3 separate regions of the Homo sapiens genome follow, and regions 1 and 3 are each linked to region 2. A link is a loop called in an ENCODE intact Hi-C map of the cell type or tissue named here. Cell type or tissue: PC-3. All regions are shown on one strand.

The links. Peaks named below come from ENCODE experiments on the same cell type or tissue, not always from the same donor. Only the 100,000 strongest peaks of a DNase experiment are listed, where the experiment ranks them.
Region 1: a loop joins it to region 2, with 6 times the contacts of the local background. A loop is called at or near these places in 6 of 110 quality-filtered maps.
Region 3: a loop joins it to region 2, with 6 times the contacts of the local background. A loop is called at or near these places in 6 of 110 quality-filtered maps.

Annotation. Positions count from the first base shown.
Region 1 is chr3:45,162,833-45,170,832 of GRCh38, reverse strand. No RefSeq gene overlaps it. Among named protein-coding and RNA genes, the nearest start is that of CDCP1, 20 kb to the right of the region's middle. RefSeq lists a silencer at 3,013-3,132 and enhancers at 2,693-3,656, 3,657-4,620. In PC-3, no CTCF peak of the experiment used is centred here; DNase peaks (open chromatin) are centred at 3,142 and 3,602; H3K4me3 peaks cover 1,104 bases; H3K27ac peaks cover 2,835 bases.
Region 2 is chr3:45,088,941-45,096,940 of GRCh38, reverse strand. CDCP1 (CUB domain containing protein 1) reads left to right here. Exons shown (of 9, transcript NM_022842.5): 5 at 1,373-1,594; 6 at 3,284-3,664; 7 at 5,403-5,768; 8 at 7,800-7,887. Among named protein-coding and RNA genes, the nearest start is that of CDCP1, 53 kb to the left of the region's middle. In PC-3, a CTCF peak has its summit at 4,616; a DNase peak (open chromatin) is centred at 4,510; H3K27ac peaks cover 6,955 bases.
Region 3 is chr3:45,205,837-45,213,836 of GRCh38, reverse strand. It overlaps LOC101928636 (a long non-coding RNA gene), which reads right to left. Exons shown (of 4, transcript XR_001740675.2): 3 at 1,311-1,479. Among named protein-coding and RNA genes, the nearest start is that of TMEM158, 16 kb to the left of the region's middle. In PC-3, CTCF peaks have their summits at 2,879, 3,088 (motif pointing right) and 6,951; a DNase peak (open chromatin) is centred at 3,136.

The DNA.
Region 1 (8,000 bases), 74 kb before region 2:
GGAAAGGCTGGGTAGGGAAACTGGGGACAGAATGTAGACAGTAAACTTGACCTAGTCAACTCACAAGCTTGTGGGCAGCTGGAGGCAGAAAATGATTGACTTCTCCAAACATTTTGTGTTTCTGAGTGACTTAATGGGAAGGAAGTGGGTTCATTCCAATCTATCTTCTGCACCCAGATCTGTACCAATCCAGAAGGCAACTTGACCCAACCAGCAATTTTGCCTAATATTCTGTTCAGGGCTCTATGTTAGGTACAAAGAAGAGGCGTACAACAAAGGCCAACAGTGGGGGTTGAAGACCTGTCTGCAACATTCCTCCTAGGAAATGGTAGAGTCTCATTCCCCTTCCCTTGACTATGAGTCCCTTTTAGTGACTCGATTCTAACCAATGAAACACAGGGGAGTGACATTGTGTGACTTCTGAGGCTAGGTCATAAGAGAAAATACAGCTTCCTCCTGTCTGATGTGTTCTCTCTCTCTTCCTTTCTCTCTCTTGGAGCCCAGCCACCATGCTGTGAAGAAGCCCAGGCCATAAAGGGAGGAACACTCGTGGGTGTTCCAGCCAGCAGTGCCAGCTAAGGTCCCAGCTGGCAGCCAGCACCAGTCACCAGCCATTAGTGAGCAAGCCTCGGAAGATTCCTGCCCCAGCCTTCTGGCTGCCCTAGCTGATACCACAGAGGCAAGCAAAATAAAGCCCCTAGGTTTTGGAATGTTTATTATGCAGCATGAAGTAACTGGAGCACAAATACACAGAGCCAGGCTCTAACCCAGCCCGGGACAACTGGGAACCAAGCACGGTATATGGAACATCCTAAACATTCCTCAGCTGACAGGTGTATATTCCGCTGTTTTCAGATGGAACAAAATCAGTTCTGAGCTGTGGCACCGAGCTGTAGACCCACATATAAACGATGTGCCATCCAGGTGGGGGAAATGAAGGAAGGCCTCAGAGGGGAAGCCGTTTTGACCACACTGTGGAGGATGAGGAAGACAATTTCAAGAGAAAAGGGCAATGCAAATCACAGACACTGTGAGCTGGACACTGTGGCCTCAGGGCGCTCTGGTCAATCCCTGCATCCTCTGTTAAAGATTGGCAGTACTGACCCCTGCACTCAGGCTTCCTATGTCCTACTGGGCATGTCCCCTCTTCAGGTCACCTAGAGGCTGCCCTCAGCTCTCCTCTCCCTGACCTTTAGGGTAGGAGGGATTTGACAGAATTTGATGTTCGTCCACCAGAGGTGGTCTGTTGACTGTTGAGTGATTTCCACAGAACTGTGTATTTTGCATTCCTTATCTTTCCATTCCCCACCTAGACCCCTGCAAGGCCCCGCAATTTCTTTTCACCCACTCACTGCTTCGTTAGTGCTGGAGTTAGTCAGATCTCATCAGTCCCTCCTCGATGGCTCCTTCCCTCTTGTTCCACTGCTGACAAAGGGGCTTGCTCTCCACCAGCCTTCCCTGTTGGACTCTGTGCTTTGGAACCAAGTAATTGTTCCATTACTCATTACGTTTTACAGTTATAAATGCAAGACAAGTCCATTACAGAAAATGCTGAATCAAGAAAAGAAACTACACACAATCTCATCACCCTGCCCCGCCATCAATAACCATTCATCTCGTCTTCTTTGAGGATTTTTTTTTCAACACCTATAGCGTTTTTAAAATCCTGTTATAGCCGGGCACGGTGGCTCACACCTGTAATCCCAGCACTTTGGGAGGCCGAGGCAGGCAGATCACCTGAGGTCAGGAGTTCGAGACCAGCCTGGCCAACATGGCAAAACCCCATCTCTACTAAAAATACAAAAACCAGACATGGTGGCTTACCCCTCTAATCCCAGCTACTCGGGAGGCTGAGACAGGAGAATTACTTGAACCCAGGAGGCAGAGGTTGCAGTGAGCCTACATGGCGCCACTGCACTCCAGCTTGGGTGACAGAGCAAGGCTCCATCTCAAAAAAATAAAAAATAAAAATAAATAAAAATAAACAAACCCTCTTATCATACTGCACATTCAATTGTGAATGCTGAGTTTTGTCTTTGGTGTCACAGTGCATGCTTTTTGTCATCATTTTCTTTCCTAATGAATACGTAGTGGTGTCAAGTGGCTGAACCTCGTTTTCTTTAACTATTTTTACAGTGTTTGGCATCTACGTGGTTTCCAGTTTTTCCCTGCAGTAAACATCTCCCTGCCTAGGGCTTTTTCTGAAAGCTGAACTACTTCCTCAGGACAGATTCCTAAGAGAAATGACTGGGTCAGAAGTTGTGGGTATATTAATGGCTCTGGATATAGACCACTTGTCAAATTATCTCAGCGACTTGTTTCTTTGAACTGTGATCTTGTAGTTAATGCTGTTGTTGTTCTGGAAGTATTAGATGACCACTGGAGAAAATTTGGAAACGTTGAGAGAAGTGAATAAAAATCAATCTCATTTCACCCATAAAATGATAATCATTATCAGTAACATGTTGGTGTCTTCCTCTCCAGTCTATTTTTCTTCATGTAAGTTTTAGGGTTTTTTTTTTTGTTTCAGTGCCTATATGAATTAGCATAATTATCATGGCACTCTAAATAAATTAGACTTCATAATTTTTCTTGAACATAACAGCTAAGCATTTTCCACTTTATTGCAAACTTCAAACAGTTTAAGATATTTTCCACTGAGTAGATGTATCCTCATTTACTTTCCCATTATCCTATTTGGGGACACTTACACTGATTCCAAATTTTTGCTCTTAAAAACATTTGCCAGGAATAAATCTTCAAGTTCTGACTTAAAAAGCAGTTTGTAAGTTGGGTAAACAGAAAAATGATGAAAACTTACAATAGAAGAGTTGACTAATTGGTCTTGATTGTGGAAAAGGCTAATTTCTAAGCTCCTTCCTAGATTCATGAATGGAATTTAAATAACTAAGCTTTTTTTTTGTTCGTTTACAATCAAAGCAAACCCAATGAAGATTACTGATTGGGAGCCCAGACACCTGGTTTTCTGGTGGTTTTTCCCTCGGACAAGTCACAGGCCTGGCCTCTTGTGACTTAGTCAAATGCACAGTCAGACTAAACGGTGGCGGCACCGGCGCTGCAGGGCTCCCGGCTGTTTCCTTTTACCAACCCACACCGTTGTCAAGGGCGGCGCCTTCGTTAAGCATTCCTCAGTCACCGCGGTGAAGTTGCCATTTGCTTCCTGCCTGACTCTGACTCACACAGCAGCCTGGGGCACAAGTCCTACCATCTGTGGGCCTGGGCCGGCTGGCGGCACAAAGAGGAGCAGAAAGTGTGCCTCGATGCGCAGGACATGAAAAACAAGTGATGCCGCTTCCTGTGTGCAGACATGGAAAGATAAGGAAGAGGCTTATGATGTTGGAAAAGAAAACAACAGCGGCAACAGAAACCAAACCTGAGGGCAAGACAAACAGTATATGCTATCGTTTGTATAAAAATAAAATAGAGAGCCAGATATGCACATACCACCCCCGGTCCCCCCAAAATAAAGAGCTCAATGGCAGTGAAGGGCTATATAGTCACCACTGGCAACTGCAGAATGGATGCTTATTGTTCCTCAGAAAATTACTGTATTTCCTGCGTGACTCAGAGTTCTGTTCACTGCATTGGTCGGTTGAAAAGTGACATAGGCTTGGGTGGAAGGAGTGAAGCCAGTTCCCCAAACACTTCCTTGGTACCCAGGCTGACCTGTGGTGGAGACATCCTCCCCCAACACCTGTGCCCATTCCAATGGCAGACAGGCAGTCAGATGCAGGCACACTGAGAAATGCAATTAGGAGAGAGAAGGAAGGAGAGGGAGAGAAGGGAGACAAGGGGTGCAGCTAGAGAGGGAACAGAGTGAGAAAAAGAAAGAAACTTTGGCCATCTTTTGAACAACCATGACAATCTTGAGGAGTTTTGGTGGTGCTTCATTTAGGATGAGCTTTTAATGGTCCTATTCTCTAAAGGCAGCCTCCTTCTCAGGATGTCCTTACCCTGAGCAGCTCAGAAAATCAAGGGCTGCTGCAGCCTGGCAGCCTTTTGCTGGGGACTGGTCCTGCCTGGAATGGGTCTTGAGACCCTGGGTTGGCCTGACCTCCAGTCCTAGCCCTGTTCTTCCAGTACAGTAACAAGTGACCTTGGCCCATGATCATGGCTGGCCACCGCCCAGCCTCTGGGAAGGCCTCAGCCCAGGAGCCCCCATCTGCTCACCCACTGAAATGGGCCTCTCCCGCTCCCCAGTGAGGCCTTGGAGCAGAGCCACTGAGAACCCTGAGGCCCTAGGAGAGAAGAGAAGAATTAACAGGGTCAGTTGTTTCCAGATGTCTCTTACTTATGTCAGGATTAATCTTTTTACTACAGAGCCATTAAACTGGACAGAACACATGGAGAAAATGCATATAAAGCAGATGTCCTGGATAACAAGGAGAGGAGGTAAGAACCACGAGGAGAACATGGAGTGGACAGAAAGCACTGCCCAAGGATGACACACATGACAGGAGGAAGCAGGGACCCTGAAGGCCAGCCAGGCTCCTGAGGCTTCAACTCTACCGCTTCAGAATCTTCTGCCAGCAACTTGACACTAGTTCCCTGTATTAGTCTGTTCTCATACTGCTATAAAGACATACCTGAGACTGGGTAATTTATAAAGAAAAGAGGTTTAATTAGCTCATGGTTCTGCAGGCTGTACAGGCTTCTTCTTGTGGGGAGGCCTCAGGAAACTTACAATCATGGTGGAAGGTGAAGGGGAAGCAAGCACATTTTACATGGCTGGCAGGAGAAAGAGAAAAAAAGAAAGTGCTACACACTTTTAAACAACCAGATCCCCAGATAACGCTAGCACAAGGCAGCGCTAGGGGGATGGTGCTAAACCATTAGAAACCGCCCCAGTGATCCAATCACCTCCCACCAGGCCCCTCCTCCAACACTGGGAATTACAATTTGACATGAGATTTTGGTGGGGAAACAATTCCAAGCCATATTATTGCCCACTCAAAAGGCTGGGCTGCCTGCAGGGCACTCCCTTCCTTGCTTCCTCCTTCCCATCTTCCGACTGGGGTCAGTAAAACTGAGTAGCAAGCCAAGGCTGGCCTGACCACAGACCCTGATTTGCTATGGGAAATTTCTCTTCTGATCACCTACCTACTGCTTCCTGCCACCGTTAGGGACTGAGCTAGTCAGTGTCTGCAAGTCTTTTTTTGTTCCTGAAAAGTGACTCAGGATACAGGAAACAGAGATAAAAATATTGTGTTAGGCCGGGCGCGGTGGCTCGTGCCTGTATTCCCAGCAATTTGGGAGGCTGAGGCGGGTGGATCACCTGAGGTCAGGAGTTAGAGACCAGCCTGGCCAACCTGGTGAAACCCCCCCATACTAAAAATACAAAACTTAGCCAGGCATGGTGGTAAGCGCCTATAATTCTAGCTACTCAGGAGGCTGAGGCACGAGAATAGCTTGAACCCGGGAAGCGGAGGTTGCCGTCAGCCAAGATCACACCACTGCACTCTGGCCTGGGTGACAGAGCAAGACTCTGTCTCAAAAAAAAAAAAAAAAAATGTGTTCATAATAATAGCAAGTGCTTCCAAGCACTCACTGAGTGCCAGGCACTATGCTCCATTATTTGGTCCTATTTGGTCCTTATAATGACCCTATCAGGTAGATGCAGTTATATATCTCCAGTTTATATGTAAGGAAACAGGCTCATAGAGGGTAAAGATCAAACAGTAGGCTAGATTTGAAGGCAGGTGGTCTTCGACTGTGTACCCTTAGAACAGTAACACATCTCATTACTAACACAGCTGATTGGAGGACATGGCTTAGATCGGTCGCCAGTGGGGCTTGCTGATACATCACTCTTGAATGAGACTATCTTAGCCACTCACGCTTGGCAGCACCAGAAGCTGTGGGGAGTGGAGCCCTGAAGCGCATTTCACAGAGGAGCAGAGGACACCTGCACCCCAAAGAGAGAAAAGCCACCAACCTCTGAGCAGAGCATGCTGCAGCACCCAAAGTGTCTGGGGGCAAGGGTGATGCTCCAGCACTGTGGGATCTCACCCTTGCCTGCATGTTAGTAACCTGAGAAGTTTTCAGTTACTTCCAATGCCCAGCCTCCCTGTTGTCCTCCCCTTCCCCAGTGAAATCCCATCCCTGGGTCCCATATGGACCCAGGCATCCATATTTTTGAAACTCCAGGTAATTCCAATAGGTGGCTAAGGTTGAGAACTACTTCTGGGAAGGAATGTCCTTATGGGACAGTAGGTCCAAGGGAATGGTTTTTTCTTTTTTACATTAATATTGGGATGTGGGAGTGGGATGAATAACAGCTGTAAGACCCTGTCAGTCTCTCACACTTCGGTGTGGATTAATTTTGGTCTTGATTCCCCTCATGACGGGTGAGATCCAGGCACCAAAGCAATGTGAGTGTTTATAGCAGAGAAGGGAAGGGTGTGTATGGCTCAAGAGGGCCAGCCCCAGAGAGGACCAGCTCTGGTGGGAGATACAGTGGGCCAGGGAACAGAGGCCTTAGAGAGAGAACTTGAAGATGGACAAACATCATGTGCTTCCTGGCTTGCTCCAGAGTTGGCCCCAACTGGCTGTGAGTTTCTGCAGCTCAGAGTCAGCGTCTTAGAATAGGCCAGCGTGGTCTCGGGTGACAGTCACCCAGCATCTGTTGCAAACTTTTCACAGCGCAGGAGATGATTCTCCCCACCCCAAGTACCTCTTTGGACAAATAGCTCTTCCTTGAACTAAGCTAAAAGTCCTCTTCCTGTGACATCCAACCCATGCCCAGAGTTCTGCTCTGTAGAGATACAAACAAGAATTCCAGTCCTGGCTCAAGAGAATGGCCCTTCAGACACTGGAACCCATCCCCACCTCTCTCAGAGCCTGCTCTTTCCTAATTGCCTTCATGCTGCCTAAATCACCTGTTTCAGGCTTTCAAAGGAATCTTTACGGCTTCTCCAAGGATGGCCATGATGCTGCCATGTACAGGTGAAGTCTGTGTCCTCTGGCCCCGATTGTAGGGTTCTGCCTGTACCCTGCAAGTATTCTCTTGAATCTTCAGTACAATACTGCAAAACAGACACTCTGATGAACATTTTATAGATAAGGGAACTGAAACTCAGAGCTGCAAAGTAACTTGTGCAAAGTCACAAAGCAGGTCGTTGGCAGATTCAGACCCAGGCCTACCCGATGCCAAGACTCACATCCATCTTAGTAAACCTCCCCTGTCAGTCCCTGCTGGGGAACAGCACACCGCAGCAAGTGCTCTGAGCATCACACGAGCAGTGGAGCCTCCCCTGGCCTGGAGACCCTTCTTGACTTCTAAGCAAAGATGAGACTGGTTTGGCCTACCCCATCCGACCCCAGGAGTCCCAAACAGACAAATGCTCCCAGAAAAAACTACCCCTGTCACTGATGAAGTTCACCCCATCTCTCTCATAGCCCTTAGAGGTGGTATGAGTTTTCCTCCCAAACACTTTCTTGTTTATGCTATTTTCTTTCTTGGCACTTTTCTTGGGACTAGCCTTGGACCCTTCAAATATATTTTATTACTTGAAAAATTCAGGCCAGGCGCAGTAGCTTACGCCTGTAATTCCAGCACTTTGGGAGGCCGAGGCGGGCAGATCACCTGAGGTCAGGAGTTCGAGACAAGCCTGGCCAACATAGCAAAAGCCCGTCTCTACTAAAAATACAAAAATTAGCCAGGTGTGGCCATGCATGCCTGTAATCCCAGCTATTTGGGAGGCTAAGGCTGGAGAATCGCTTGAGCCCAGGAGGCGGAGGTGACAGTGAGCTGAGATCAAGATCACACCACTGCACTCCAGCCTGGGGGACAGAGCAAGACTCTGTCTCCAAACAAAACAAAACAAAACAAAACAAAACAAAAAAATTCAAACGACAGCCCAAAAAAAGAAAAAACAAAGCAGTAGAGGAGCCAAGGAAGAAATATCCCCTTTGCTCTCTGAAGTTTTGCAAAAAAGTGAACTCACAGCAGGTGGATTAACAAGAGAAAAAGCATAGAA
Region 2 (8,000 bases):
GGTAACTATGTTCTTGTTAGAAATTTAAATATTATAGGCAAAGCTAAAATCCTCCTTGACCACTCAGTCTGTCTTTACTCCCAGGCCCCTCCTCTGGGGTAACCACAGTCACGGATTTGTCATATTTCTCTCCAGATCTTTTTTCTCTTCATCTGCATACATAAGTCTGTATATATAAATAGCTATTTTGTTTCACGGAGAGATTTTACCATCTGCATTGTATCATACTCTACATATTATCTACAACTTGCTGTTCTGCTCAATATTTATATTTAGGTTTTCAAATCTCCCTCTTTTTTTTTTTTTTTTTTTTTTTTGAGACGGAGTCTTGCTCTGTCACTAGGCTAGGGTGCAGTGGTACAATCCCAGCTCTCAACAACCTCCGCCTCCCGGGTTCAAGCGATTCTCCTGTCTCAGCCTCCCAAGTAGCTGGGATTACAGGCATGTACCACCACACCCAGCTAATTTTTGTATTTTTAGTAGACACGGGGTTTCAACATGTTACCCAGGCTGGTCTTGAACTCCTGACCTCAGGTGATCTGCCCGCCTCGGCCTCCCAAAGTGCTAGGATTACAAGCGTGAGCCACTGTGCCCAGCCTCCCTCATTCTTTTTAACAGCTCCGTAATATTCCATTGGTGAATGTCCCCATAGTTTATCTATTCCAGTATAAGGTGGTCTCTAGTTTCCCACAATCACAGTGCTGCAGTTAAACGTGGGCACTCATGGCCATGTCACACTGTTTGGTTCCCAGAAGAGACAAGAGTTCATTCTTTTACTAATTCCCATGTTTCTGTAACAGGGTGTTCCAGGCTCCCACTGGCCGTGTGCCAAAGGGCCTGTTTCCTGTAGCCTCTCCAGCTTTCAGTATTGCCAGACATCTACATTTCCCCCCATCTGAGGAGTGGGATACAGTAACACTTTGTTTTAACTTGCATTTTCTGATTACAAGTGACATTAAGAACTTTCTATATTTTAAATATTTAGTCATTTATATCTCCTTTCCTGTGAGCTGCTCAATCATTCTATATTGCAAACACTTTCTCCCGACGTGTCCCTTGTCCTTTAACCTTATTTGTAGCACCTATCATCAGACAGATATTTTAATCTTTTTTTCACTTTTATAATTTGTGTTTATGCCACATTTTTAATGATTTTCTCTTTGTTTTTATTGTAGTGAAGTCCATTATTTTTCTTTTTAACTGTCTTTTATAGTTATTGTAATGTTGCCTTAATAATACGTTTTCCCAACATTATCCATCCATGGTCTGATATGCCATTTTCTTCCTCAGGAGAGGTTTTCTACCAATTTTTGCCATTTCCCGTGTTGCTGCTGATCCATGCTTCATGCCTGTTTTCTGTTTGTGGTTTCAGATAAAATCTACGTGGTTGACTTGAGTAATGAGCGAGCCATGTCACTCACCATCGAGCCACGGCCCGTCAAACAGAGCCGCAAGTTTGTCCCTGGCTGTTTCGTGTGTCTAGAATCTCGGACCTGCAGTAGCAACCTCACCCTGACATCTGGCTCCAAACACAAAATCTCCTTCCTTTGTGATGATCTGACACGTCTGTGGATGAATGTGGAAAAAACCATAAGTACGCCCCTGAATCAGTGCATTTGTCCCTGGCCATGGATAGCTCTTCTCTCCCCGCCTTGCCTTAGTGGGGTTCCCTGGGTAGGTTGTAAATCATATCAAAAAGGCCCATCTGGCCGGGCACGATGGCTCACGCCTGTAATCCCAGCACTTTGGGAGGCCAAGGCTGGTGGATCACTTGAGGTCAGGAGTTCAAGACCAGCCTGGCCAACGTGGTAAAACCCCATCTTTACTAAAAATACAAAAATTAGCTGGGCATGGTGGCAGGCGCCTATAATCTCAGCTGCTCAGAAGGCTGAAGCAGGAGAATGGCCTGAACCTGGGAGGCGGAGGTTGCAGTGAGCCGAGATTGCACCACGCACTCTAGCCTGGGCAACAGAGTAAGACTCAAAAAAAAAAAAAAAACCCCACCCACAGTGCAGGTGAGCAAGGGTGACCAGGAGGCAAGCAGAGTGGGTGTCAACACGTCCCTTTGGACCAGCCTCAGGTAGAGCCTGCAGCCCTCAGAACTGTGTCATACTGCCCCATGTTCAGGCTTATGTCTCTCTGCCCAGCCTTCCAATCTTCCTCTTGTGAGATCCTCTCCTCTCTTGCTCAGACTTCCCCAGCCTCTCCCATCCCCATCCCCCCACACCCCACACCCCCACTTCCACACTCACTGCCCTCTTGTCTTCTCTCACACAAGACTGTGATTCCTGAGGTCAAGAACTTTGACTCGTTCTATTTTTCATCCAGTTAGCCCCTACCGGTGCTGGACATGCACTAGTCACTTGAAAAATGTTTGATTGGCCAGGCACAGTGGCTCATGCCTGTAATCCCAGCACTTTGGGAGGCCGAGGCAGGCAGATAACTTGAGGTCAGGTTATCAGGCAGATAACTTGAGGTTGGGCAGGCTGGTCTGCCAACATGTCTGCCCAACATGGCGAAACCCCATCTCTACTAAAAATACAAAAAATTAGCCGGGCATGGTGTTGGGTGCCTGTAATCCTAGCTACTCGGGAGGCTGAGGCAGGAGAGTCGCCTGAACCCGGGAGGTGGAGGTTGCAGTGAGCCGAGATCGCACCACTTCACTCCAGCCTGGGCAATAGAGTGAGACTCGGTCTCAAAAAAAAAAAATGTTTGATGACTGAAGGCCAGTAAACCAACAGCCACCTCCTTGCTGGGCTACCATGACTTCTGATGTGTGCTCTTAGTTCAAATGCAGGAACTAAGGCCACAAGAGGCAAAGTAGCCTGCCCAAGAACACCCTATTAGGAAGTGGCAGAGCCAGAAGACGAACTAACATCTCCCCAACGCCACTCACAGCTCCAACCACTGCCCAGAACTGCCTCCTGAGCAACACGTCTGGGTGGAGTGAAACCTGTGCCCTGCCCCATGACACTTAGCATCTAAGACACAGATACACAGAAGAAAAACTTAAGCAAAAAAGGAGAGGAAATTTCAACCCTGAGTACTACCCAGAAGTTTGTTTGCCAGCTTAGTAAACAGTAAGAATGTTTACTAAGAGAGCAGAGGGACCGCTAGAAAAGGAACACAGAGGAGCCAGAAGCAGAGGGCAGGGTGGGAGAAGAGAGACCGAAGGGAAACACAGGGCAGCATGCAGACACCCAACCTCAGGCTGACGGGAGAGCTGGGGAGGGTGCACTTCTGGTCTCCTTTGTGCATGGCTAGCATGCCCCACTTCTTCCAGGCTGCACAGACCACCGGTACTGCCAAAGGAAATCCTACTCACTCCAGGTGCCCAGTGACATCCTCCACCTGCCTGTGGAGCTGCATGACTTCTCCTGGAAGCTGCTGGTGCCCAAGGACAGGCTCAGCCTGGTGCTGGTGCCAGCCCAGAAGCTGCAGCAGCATACACACGAGAAGCCCTGCAACACCAGCTTCAGCTACCTCGTGGCCAGTGCCATACCCAGCCAGGACCTGTACTTCGGCTCCTTCTGCCCGGGAGGCTCTATCAAGCAGATCCAGGTGAAGCAGAACATCTCGGTGACCCTTCGCACCTTTGCCCCCAGCTTCCAACAAGAGGCCTCCAGGCAGGGTCTGACGGTGTCCTTTATACCTTATTTCAAAGGTAAGGGGGGTCTCCCCTATCTCCATGCCCCTTTAGTTTAAGCGTTTATTTGATTTTAGTTTTGTGATCACCTTAATTAAGTTGCCAGTTTGGAAAGAAGGGATAGCTCAATATGCTGGTCCTTGCACAAGAAATTTGAAAGATAGTGAGTCCTAATCCTGACTTTACCATTAACCTAGCATGGAAAATTCCTGAGATTAGAAATAAAAAATGTTTCTGACAGTGAGAGGCGATGGTTGGTAGGCAGCAAAAACATTATCAGGTTTGAGTCTTTTTTGGAAGCAGGCAGGACGTAAATGAGAAATAGCCAGATATTCCCCAGTCCCGGATTTTTAAGGTAGTGACATAAAAATCCTTAGGCAGACATTTTTATGACTCTGCTTTTACAATTCAGAATGCAGTGCCGAGAGCACAGAGGGAGGAGCGTTGGGAGGGAGACGAGTCTCTGGAGCCAGAGTCCAGCAGCACGGCTGGGCAGACCCGACCCTCCTGGGAGGCTGGCATGTGGTCTCCATGTTCTGAGGCAGTAAATGAGGTCTAAATGGCTCACAACGTGACTTCTACATGGTTGACTTTAAAAGTCACAGTCACCATTACAAGTTGCTCCAAGAACATTAAGTTAGAGGCCATTTTAAAATTGACCAAGACCTTTGATGTTTATTTCCTACTCTTATTCTCTGAGGTGTGAGTGGGAGGGAGAAGAATCTTTGGTCATAAGATTAAGGTGGGTCCAGGCTGCCTGATATCTCCAAGGTTACCAGAGAAACTCCTTCTGAGGAGTCTTTGCAAATAAGACACATTCTCATCAGTGTGGAATGTGTGGGTTTTATCTCTCCTGAAGGTAAGGAAGGGATTAGTTGACGTGTCAGGAGCTCTTTCAGCTTTGCAGTTCCGGAACTCTTCCCAGAACCTGAAGATATTTTAATCTCTGAAACAGAAATCAGGCTATACCAGCCCCACCCCGGAGAGGGCAATAGATGAATATAGTAGCTACGTTGAGAGCATTTCTGAAGGGAAGCTGAGATAACCACCAGTTTGGGAAACTTGCCTGGTTTTTATTTGCCTGTTTGTTTTGTTTTTTTTCAAAAGTCCTGAGTACCTACTCTGACTGAGACTGATCCAGCACTGACCAATACAGTGGTGCTAGCCACATAGCAATGATTTGAATTTAAATTAATATGAGGCTGGGCACAGTGGCTCATGCCTATAATCCCGGCTCTTTGGGAGGCCAAGGCAGGCAGATCACTTGAGCTCAGGAGTTCAAGAGCAGCCTGGCCAACACGGTGAAACCCCATCTCTACTAAAAATACAAAAAATTAGCCGGTCATGGTGGCTCATGCCTGTAGTCCTAGCTACTCGGGAGGCTGAGGCTGGAGAATTGCTTGAACCTGAGAGGTGGAGGTTGCAGTTTGCAGTGAGCCGAGATCGTGCCACTGCACTCTAGCCTGGGCAACAGAGTGAGACTCCCTCTCAAAAATAACTAATAATAATAAATTAACATGAAACAAATTTAAAATGCAGTTCTTTGGTCATGCTGGGCACATTTCAAGGCTCAGCAGACATATAGCTGGTGGCTACCCTATCAGATGGTGCAGATCTAGAAGATTTCCATCATCGCAGAAAGTTCGGTTAGACAGCGCTGGTCTGGACAGTTGGACTTCGTCTCCTCCACCACTCCCTTTCCTCTCCATGTTGACTGAATGAAACATCTGTCTGGATCTCCCTCCCTTTCCTGCAGAGGAAGGCGTTTTCACGGTGACCCCTGACACAAAAAGCAAGGTCTACCTGAGGACCCCCAACTGGGACCGGGGCCTGCCATCCCTCACCTCTGTGTCCTGGAACATCAGCGTGCCCAGAGACCAGGTGGCCTGCCTGACTTTCTTTAAGGAGCGGAGCGGCGTGGTCTGCCAGACAGGGCGCGCATTCATGATCATCCAGGAGCAGCGGACCCGGGCTGAGGAGATCTTCAGCCTGGACGAGGATGTGCTCCCCAAGCCAAGCTTCCACCATCACAGCTTCTGGGTCAACATCTCTAACTGCAGCCCCACGAGCGGCAAGCAGCTAGACCTGCTCTTCTCGGTGACACTTACCCCAAGGACTGTGGGTAAGGGCCTTCAGGGTCTTTGGGGACAGTGATGAACAAAAAATTGTCAGCTGGAGGATAGAGAGCAAGCCTGGAGACAAGTCAGAATCACAGATTGAGTCCTGACTGTCCATGTATCAGTCAGCTATTGCATCAATAGTGCTGAGTAACAAACCATCCCAGAACATAGTGGCTTAGTAGCAGCCATCTATTATTGCTCCAACGTTGGCTGGGCAATTCTGGTCTGAGCTGGACTTATCAGGGCTCAGTCATTCATGCACCTACTGGCAGCTGCAGGTTGGCTAGAGGACTTTGCTGATCTTAGCTTGGTGCTTTCAAAAAGCTGAGGCTCAGCCAAGATCATCTGAGACAACTGAGATTACTTGGCTTGACTCTACATGATCTCTTGTTCTCCAGCCTGGGCTGTTTTCATGGCAGAGGCAGAGAGATCCACAAGAGACTGGAGGAGGCATATAAGGTCTTTTGATACTTTTAGGTTAGGAACTCACACACCATCCCTTCGACTGCATTCTTTTGGCCAGCCTAGATTTTTTTTAGTCAATCTACCAGCATCCTTTACCATTCATCTCTCTTTTACGTAGGGGAAGTCTCTTCACACCTATGATCTTCCTCATCTACAGAGAGTAGATAATAATAGCCACCTCATAAAAGTATCATGGGATTCGGTGTCATGAATTAAAATATGGGGACCTGAAAAGTCTGACAGGTACATGGTTTTTTGTTTAGTCTCAGTGAAACGTTGGAATCCATGAAATACCCTCAGTGGGAGGCCTTGGAGCCAGGATGATGAGTTTGCCTTTATTCCTCAAAGTCATGGGCACCACTAAAGGGTATCAAGCAAGGGAATGCAGGTGTGGCAGGGCAGGCTGTGGTGGGGCCATGTCTGCCCTTTACTCAGTGAAGGCACCGAGCATCACAGTGTCAGAATCAGAAGGGACTGTGGAGGCTGCTTTTTTCCCTTTCCCTTTCTGGGGGTCAGAGTGATTGAAGGTCCATCCAAGCCACACAACTGGTTAGCCTCAAGAGAACTGGTGGGAGCCAAATGCCACAAGTGAAAACCTCTCCACACTCATAGATTATATCCTGGGTTTTCTTCCTCTCTTAGATTCATTTTCTGTCATTTCTTTCCATTCCTCTTTCCTTTGGATCTCACCTTTTGTTTTCTTGGTGAATAAGCAAGACATTCTAATTCGCTGTTTGGTACAGGGTTCCCCCTCTGATTTATTTTCTTTTTCCTTTGTGCAGCTGCAGGAAAAGGACAGCACAAAGGAAACAACCCTCCCTTTAGCTGCCTCACTTCTGACTTTTGACTCCCTGCTTTCTCCTACCCTCCTCTGCTCTTCTCTTCTCCAAGACAGGCTGTGGCAATCAGTGGAACACACCTGTTGTAGGCCAGGAGTAGCCTTTGAAGTTGATCTGGTAGGTCCCTCAGTTTGTTTCAATTGTTCATTGCTATATACAAACTACCCCAAAATTTGGTGGCTTTGGCAATAGCTATTTTGTTTACCCACGATTTATGGATCAGGAATTCAGACAGGGCACAGCAGTGTATCTTATCTGTGCTCCAGGATATCTGGGGCCCCAACCAGAAGCCTTGAACAAGTAGAGAGGATGGCTTGGAGAATTCAACTGGAGACATATGTCTATGGCCTTTGGTTCTCACTGGGTTGATTTTTTTCCCCGGTGGAATCTCTACATGGCTAGCTTGGGCTTTCTCACAGCATGGTGGTCTCAGCATAGTCAGACTTCTTACATAGTAGCTGGCTTTCTCTCAGAGAGAAAGTGCAAGCTGACATCCTCTTAAAAGTTAGGCCCAGAACTGGCACAGTTGCCTTATATTGGCTGACCCAGATCCAAGAGGAAAGGAAATAAACACTTTGTGATATGAGGAGCCCCATGTGCACACAAGGAGCCACATGTATGGCGCTCCACCTTTGGAGAGATGGCAGCTGCTTTTGGAGATGCCTCAAGTTCATTGCAGAGCTCACCCCAGCTGCCTCTTCATCTGTCTCTTTATGTCTCTGCTCACAGACTTGACTGTCATCCTCATCGCAGCGGTGGGAGGTGGAGTCTTACTGCTGTCTGCCCTCGGGCTCATCATTTGCTGTGTGAAAAAGAAGTAGGTGGAATCTCTTACTCTCTTTATCTGATTTGATGCCTCCTCAGATCACACAGACTGGGTGGATTGTTCATTATTGACTTTGTTTTCTTGCTTCCCATTTTTTCCCCCAA
Region 3 (8,000 bases), 120 kb before region 2:
CATAGAAAGTGCTTCATGAGTGAGGTTTACTAATACTGATTATTGAAAATCTTCAGGGCTGTTGTTCTTGATCTTTTGCAAGCATCCCCTCTCCCACCACCTAGAGTCTGGTTCACTCTGGGGCCCTGGGGATGTTGAAGGAAAGGTTTCTCGGGGCCTTCTGCCTCCCCTCTGACCACCCCACTGAAATGGAGAGTCCCAGCACCGCGTAGGGCTGGGGCCACAGGCTCTGCCGCTGCACTGGGGCAAGGACCCTCCATGGTTTCTGATCCTTCAGTGTGGGGAGGGGACTCTCCAGGTTTGCATCCCCTCAAAGAGTCTCTCTCCTGTGCTGAAGCAGCAAACAGATGTGGGGTCCTCCAGGAAGGCCTCGCCACTCCAGGAATGGCCCAGCCCCACTCATACAGCTCCCCAAGTCCCTTTTCAATGCAGATCCATGACTGGCCCGATTCTAGGCTCAAATAAGCCCGTGTTCTTTACAATTCACATCCACTTCATTCCGGAACCCCCATGTCACACTTAATTTGCCAGATGAGATGGCCGAAACCCTGCAGATTCAGCTCAGCCTACCAATTCCCTTCAGAGGGAAGTCAAAGGCCCAACATCGTTAGACATTTTAGCTCATGGAATGATTCCAGCAGAATGGAGTGAGAAGTGGGACCAGCCAGGTGGGGTGGAGGTGGTGCCCAGTGAGGCCAGACTAGTCTATTTCAAATACTAGCCCTGGCACTGGCCAGCTGCTTTCTAGGCCTCAGTTTCCTTTTCTGTAAAATGGGAATAATAACAGTACCTCTCCCATAGGTACTGTTGTCATGATTTTAAAGGAAAACATACCTAAGAGTTTACTTCCTCTCCACACTCCTTTAGAAACACATGTCCCAACTGGAGACCTGGCTCACCCAGGACTATCTTATAGCCTAGTTGGTTCTGTTTGGGATGATAAAAAAGTTTTGAAACCAGAGAGTGGTGGTGGTTTCACAATATTGTGGATGTAATTAATGCCACCAAATCATATCCTTTAAAAGGGTTAAATATTAATTTAATAGCCAGGCGTGGTGGGATTACATGCCTGTAATCCCAATTACTTGGGAGGCTGAGACAGGAGAATTGCTTGAAACCGGAAGGTGGAGGTTGCGGTGAGTCAAGATCGCACCATTGCACTCCAGCCTGGGCAACAAGAGCGAAACTCCATCTCAAAATAAATAAATAAATAGATAAACAAACAAACATAAAAGAATTGCATATTATGTATGTCATACCACAATTTTAGAAAACATTTTTAAAATAATAAGAATAAGGGAAAGGCTTACCTGACTCCAACTGAGAACTGAACATGGGTCATAAAAGATGGGTTTTGTCCCCTTCCCAGTGGAATGATCCAGAAACAGCCTGCGCCCCCTGATGCACGGGCTCCTTGTGGTGGCCCCGCCTACGCCACCCCACTCCTGGGTTTTTCTCCTGCTTGAGTTGCGGAATGGCCTAGTGCAGTACAAAGGAGACAGTTGAGGCTTCTCTCTCTTTCGTCACCAGCACAGACAGATGTGGCAATGGTGTTCAGGAAAGAGAGCTGAGAGCAGACTCGATGCCCCGCCATGAGGCAGGTGATGGAACCCCAGGTTTCTGCTCCCAGTGTACCCAAAGCAGCCCCCCTGGTCCAGCAAACTCCCAAATTCCATACAGGCATGACTGCAGGGAACAAGTGAGAGAGCGTCCCTGCCGCCTTCTATTTCTGCCAATTCCCTCTTCTTTTCTCTCAGGTCTGAGTCGTGCAGGAAAAGAGTGATGAAACCATTCCCTCACTCTCTCCTGCCACTGAGAATTATTCGTTTTGTTCCAAAGAGTCTCGTGGGCTGGAGGCAGCCACAGGGCTTGGATGGAGTTCATTATCGGGCACAGACCCAGGGCAGAACATAAAAGATTCAGCCTTGACATTTTACAGATGGAAACAAATTTCTGCGCTGTCATGGTGGGGCTCAGAGAGAGCACATTTTAACACAGACACAGGATGAAAACTCTTTACAGTCCTGGACTGGTGGGAGCAGCAGCACAGCTCGCAGGAGACCAACATTGGCACGATCGGCCTCATGACCCTCAACAAGGCTCTCATGCTCCATGAGCCTCAGTTCCCCTATATATACAAGAGGGGACACTAAACACCTGCTGTAGGGCTGTTGGTGCCTAGCGCTCCCATGGCACACAGCCTATCTGGACCTACCTCTAGGTTATCAGCTGTGTCACACTTTGCCGGGGACCACGGATGTGTACTATTATAAATAGCTATTGTTTATTGAAATGTTACTATGTTCTGAGAATTTTTAATCATGCATATAGAAGACTTTGGTGGTGCCCCAGCCATCCCCCCTCCCCACTAACCATTTCCATACATGTTGTCCCAACTTCCGAATGCCATCATTTCCGAATCTATCTGAGGATCCTCTCTGGTTGCTGGTGCCCACCGTGCCCACGTGTCAAATAATGAGAGAGCTGAGGCATTAAGGCACCCCAGGAGTGGTCCTCCCACAGTGAATGATGGGAATCTGTGGATAAATACCCCAGCTCCCTTGCCCCTCAGGCAAGGTCCTACTGAGAGGGATGGTGTGCAGGTGCCCTCAGTGGCAAAACACTTGCTGGATAAGTCACTCTTGCCATCTTCTTCCCCACTCCTGGCTCACATCGCCCTCCCCAAGTGGTTTTTCCTGGAGTCACTTCTCAAATAAACTACTTATGTCTGAATCTCTCAGGATCTATTTCTGAGGAATCCAAAGCATAATCTTATTTTTAACAAAGAACCCAAAGAGCTAGGTACTTTGATCTTCCTTTTACTGATAAGAAACAGGCTTAGAGACGTTTAATGTCTAAGGTTGCACAAGCCCTAAGCGCAGAACTTAAATTCTGACATCTGGCCACAGGGCCCCAGCCAAGCCAGCAAATGTCATGTCCAAGGCGGTGGCTTGCCAGGGAAGCCTGAGGCTGCAGAGGGTAAATCCCCTCCCCATCCACTTTACCCTCCACCTAAACACACACACGCGTGCACACACACACACCCCCCCCAACAGAGAGAGAGAGAGAGAGCCCATCCCACAGAGTGCCCGCCACCAGGTGGTGCCCTTGCTGGGAGGTGCAGGCTGGCCCTGCAGAGAATCTACCCGCAGGCCAGTGGTGTCGTCAGGTCTGGCTGAGCTACTTCGAAGAACCGAGCAGTCGGCCTTCAGAAGTGTCTTTCTGAGGAAGGCTGGAGCCCAGTAGGCAGAACTTGGATTGGGAAGTTTTTAAAAGCTCCCAGGACTTCTGAGCTGTTGGAGCAGCACACACACACGCACTTCCCCAGCTGTTAGCAGTGGGAGGACAAGCGTACTTTCTAAACCTGCCTGCAAAGTTGAGGTTCTAGAAACCCTCTCTATGGTCACTCAGGGTAGCAAATTCCATCTTCCTGGTCCAGCTCCCGTACTGTGGGACATAAGGACCCCCACCCACCCACACCCCCACAACCTCTGCCTCCTCCCCACCTTGCCTTGGTGTGAGGATTGGGCTTGGGACTTGGGACGGAAGGATCAGGGGCAACAGGACAGCTCCTTCGGTGGAGCTGCCCCAAGGTTCTGGCCCTGGGCTGACCTGTGTTATTTGCAAGTGCAGCAAGAAGGGACAGAAGCCTGCTCTCCTTTCTCTGGGGTGGTTCCAGCCCCTGCAGGAGACCACTGGGACCTAGCATCAGTCTCCCCAAAAAACACAGAATGACCGTCCGTGATTTAAAGGAGTACCACTCCTGTTTTTCTGCTGTTAAAGTTCTGACTCCAGGTCAGGCACAGTGGCTCATGCCTGTAATCCCAGCACTTTGGGCAGCCTGGGGGACAGAGTGAGACTCTGCCTCAAAAAAAAAAAAAAAAGGTTCTGACTCCAGACTGATATGTCAAGATACATGATTCTGTTTTTTGTTTGTTTACTTAAGCTGTAAAACCCAACTTTAAATTCCTAAATATATCCACAGAGCCTCTTATTTTCTTCATATTTATCTTAACATTTAAAAATGTATCACTGGCTGTCTTAGGTCGGGTTCCCAGAAGCAGACATTGAGATGAGTTTTGTGTGCAAGTGATTTATGAAGGATGTGCTCTCAGAAAAGCCAAGCTAGGGCGTCATCTCAGGCTGAGTCCCAGGGAGAATAGCTTTAGCCTGCCCCACAGGGAACCCCAAGTATAAATAGCCCTCAGAATCCCCCTGCCTCCCACCCCGTGCACCTGGACAAGGCTTACATTCCTACATTCTACCAGTCATTGGTGAAGGGCTGCCCCAGAGGAGTGTAAATTCTCAGGCAATGCCCCCTCCAGCAGCCCAAGACTGGATCTACAAAGAAGAGTTACAGGTGCCAGCTGCTGGGAGTGGTGATGAGGCCACACACTCACGCATCAGTAAAAGCAGATCCAAAGGCTGGGTACGGTGGTTCACGCCTGTAATCCCAGCACTTTGGGAGGCCGAGGTGGGAGGATCGCCTGAGGTCAGGAGTTCAAGACCAGCCTGGCCAACATGGTGAAACCCTATCTGTACTAAAAATACAAAAACAATTAGCCAGGCATGGTGGCGCACGCCTGTAGTCCGAGCTGCTCAGGAGGCTGAGGCAGGAGGATCACTTGAGCCTGGGAAGTCGGGGCTGCAGTGAGCCAAGATTGCACAACTGCACTCCAGCCTGAGAAAAAGGTATGAGACTCCATCTCAAAAAAAAAAAAAAATTAAAGAATCTTGTGAACAAGTAAGATGCACATACAATCACAGTGATACACATACACATGCACATATACATAGAAAAAAGATGGGAAAAAAATAAACCAAGATGTTTACAGTGGTTATCTATGGCTGGTGAAATTACAGAATTATTTTTATTTTCTTCTTTATAGTATTTCCCCCCAAGTTTTCTACAATGAAATCATATATATTACCATCATAATTGAAAAAAAATAAGTATGTAGTTATGGAAGTCATGAGTATCCTGTGGTCAGGGTAGAATTTGCTCAGATATGCAAAACACAACCATCAATAAGATCCCAACCAGCTCTTGAAACCCCATTTCCGCTGCATGCAAGAAAATTTTTGATCTTACTGTTATGGTATCTCAGCCTCCTCTGGTTTAAAATAATCTCTTTTTGAGTAATTACATAGTGTCTGGGTCTCTCCACCAATGCAAGGATTTTCCTTTCTCCGCTTTATTCCAAGATGGCAGCTGGATGCAGGGGAAGCTAACTTAGCTTCAGGTCTTGGCCTTGTGGCACAATCACATGCTGCCTGCAAGGTTAGAGGCTTTACCTTGCTGCCTCAGCCTCATCTGGCTCTCACTGTGACTCCTGATCCCCAAGGGCTGCATGGGAAAGCTATTTGATTGCTGGTTTGAGGAGTCCTTTCTGCAGCTCTTCGTTATAGAGTCACTTTGCCTTCTTTATGGTGATGTTCTGGTGAAATCACCAGCTAGTACCTCAGATACTTTTTGGCCCCCAACCCCTGTTGGCACACAGGAACTCCTGGGCTCCCTCCACAACTCATGCAAGTTCAAATGTTATTTTACTTTTTTTTTTTTTTTTTTTTCTTGACAGCCTCTCCCTCTGTCGCCCAGGCTGGAGTGCAGTGGTTCGATCTCGGCTCACTGCAACTTCTGCCTCCTGGGTTCAAGGGATCCTCCTGCCTCATCTTCCCAAGTAGCTGGGACTACAGGTGTGCTTTTTGTATTTTTAGTAGAGACGGGGCTTCACCATGTTGGCCAGGCCGGTCTCGAACTCCTGACCTCAAGTGATCCACCCGACTTGGCCTCCCAAAGTGCTGGGATTACAGACTTGAGCCACCGCGCCCAGGCAAGCCCATACGTTCTATGTCAGGTGAGTTGTCTCAGGCCCAGGCCACTGAAGTGCCTCCCTCAGCCATTTCTGCTCTGTGACTTGGGCACCATGTTGGATGCAGCGTTAGCCTGATCCAAAGGCTCCCTTGAGAGATTTGAAGACTCCTCAGGCTATACCCAGGGAAGTGGGAGCACCAGCCCTTATGTTCGTGGAGTCTTTAAAACTATCTGAGTGTTTCTATCGTCTCTTACACCTGGAGCTTTGATCCTGATGGGTGGGGCGGGAAAAACCAGCACACTCACAACCTGCCCCTGGCCTGCCTTTTCTTGTCCCATTTCTTAACTCCTTCTCCAAGTCTCAAAGTAGCTGTCCTTCTTCCTGTAGGGTAGAAACTTCCCTTTTGTCATATCTGCATTTTTCTTTCTTCCATGATTCACTCAATGATCACTCAATTTCTCTGAGCTTCGATTTTTTTGATATGTAAAAACCCCAGCCTTGGGGGTTTTAAGAAAACCCTTTCTCTCTCTGCAAAGTCTGGCATTTGAGACTATTGTCTTGCTATCAGATTTTAAGTCTACTTTGAAACTTAAAGCAGAAAAATGAAGCCTTTCATTAATGCTGTCACCACCTTCCTCTTCCTTAGAGAGATTTACCCCTGCTTCCTGGTCCAGGCTTAATGGCACAAAGGCTATAAGAATGAGTGATGAGGCCAGGCGCAGTGGCTCACACCTGTAATCCCAGCACTTTGGGAGGCCAAGGCAGTCGATCACCTGAAATCAGGAATTCGAGACCAGCCTGACCAACATGGTGAAACCGCATCTCTACTAAATACAAAAAATTAGCCGGGCATGCTGGCACATGCCTGTAATCCCAGCTACTCAGGTGGCTGAGGCAGGAGAATCACTTGAATTCGGGAGGTGGAGGTTGCAGTGAGAAGAGATCACGCTGCTGCACTCCAGCCTGGGCAACAGAGCAAGACTCTGTCTCAAAAAAAAAAAAAAAAAAAAAAAAAGGCCTGGCCTCGTGAAGGCAATTTGGAATGTAATTTGGCAAGAGATATCCTACCAAGCCCCTCCAGGTGGGGCAAAAACCCTTTGCAGCGATGGGTGCCCCTGGGAAATAGGACTTTACCCTATCCATTTTCAGGATGAACTCTTAGGAATGTGCTAGGGTTATTCTGTACCACACCTTGCACCTGGTAAGTGGACAGGTATGTAGCCAGTCTCCAAAATACTTGGGGTTGCAGGGCTAGAAGTAGGAGCAATAAACCCCTTCACCCCTCCTATTGGCAGATGGCACCTTGTGCCTGGCAGAGCCCTTGCTCTGTGAGGTTGGCATCACTTGTGGAGCTCTGTCCTCATGGGCATTTGGGGATCTGAGGACCTTTACCTGTGTCTGTAAGTAAGCTGGTGTTGAGGCTACAACAGCTCCATCCTGGAAGTTAATCCACCATGTTAGCTTCTGATTAACCGCTGTTCTGGGAAGTCCTCTAAGATTTCCAGTTTATTGTTCCTTGTTTAGAGCAGGTACTTACCATAAATCCTGCCCTTAGATCAAGCAACCTTGATGTTATCTACTTCAATTGACCTACATGTCCCTTCTAACCCACCCCTCCCTTGTGGTATATAAGCCCAGGGTCTTGGGGGGTGATGGTGCAGGGATCCCCCATCTGGTCTTGCTGCCACTGGAGAAGTAGACATGGCTTCTGTTCCTAAGACCCTATTAAATGTTTCTTTCTAAGAAACCAGATTTGGCTGGGCACAGGGGCTCATGCCTATAATTCCAGCACTTTGGGAGGCTGAGGCAGGTGGATCATTTGAGGTCAGCAGTTCGAGACCAGCCTGACCAACATGGTGAAACCCTGTCTCCACTAAAAATACAAAAAGTAGCCAGGCATGGTGGTGGTGCATGCCTGCATGCCTGTAGTTCCAGCTACTAGGGAGGCTGAGACAGGAGAGAATCTCTTGAACCTGGGAGGCGGAGGTTGCAGTGAGCGAGAGTGCCACTGCACTCCAGCCTGGGTGACACAGCAAGACTCTGTTTAAATATATATATATATATATATATATATATATATATATATATATATATATATATATGGCCGGGCGCGGTAGCTCACGCCTGTAATCCCAGCACTTTGGGAGGCCGAGGCGGGCAGATCATGAGGTCAGGAGATTGAGA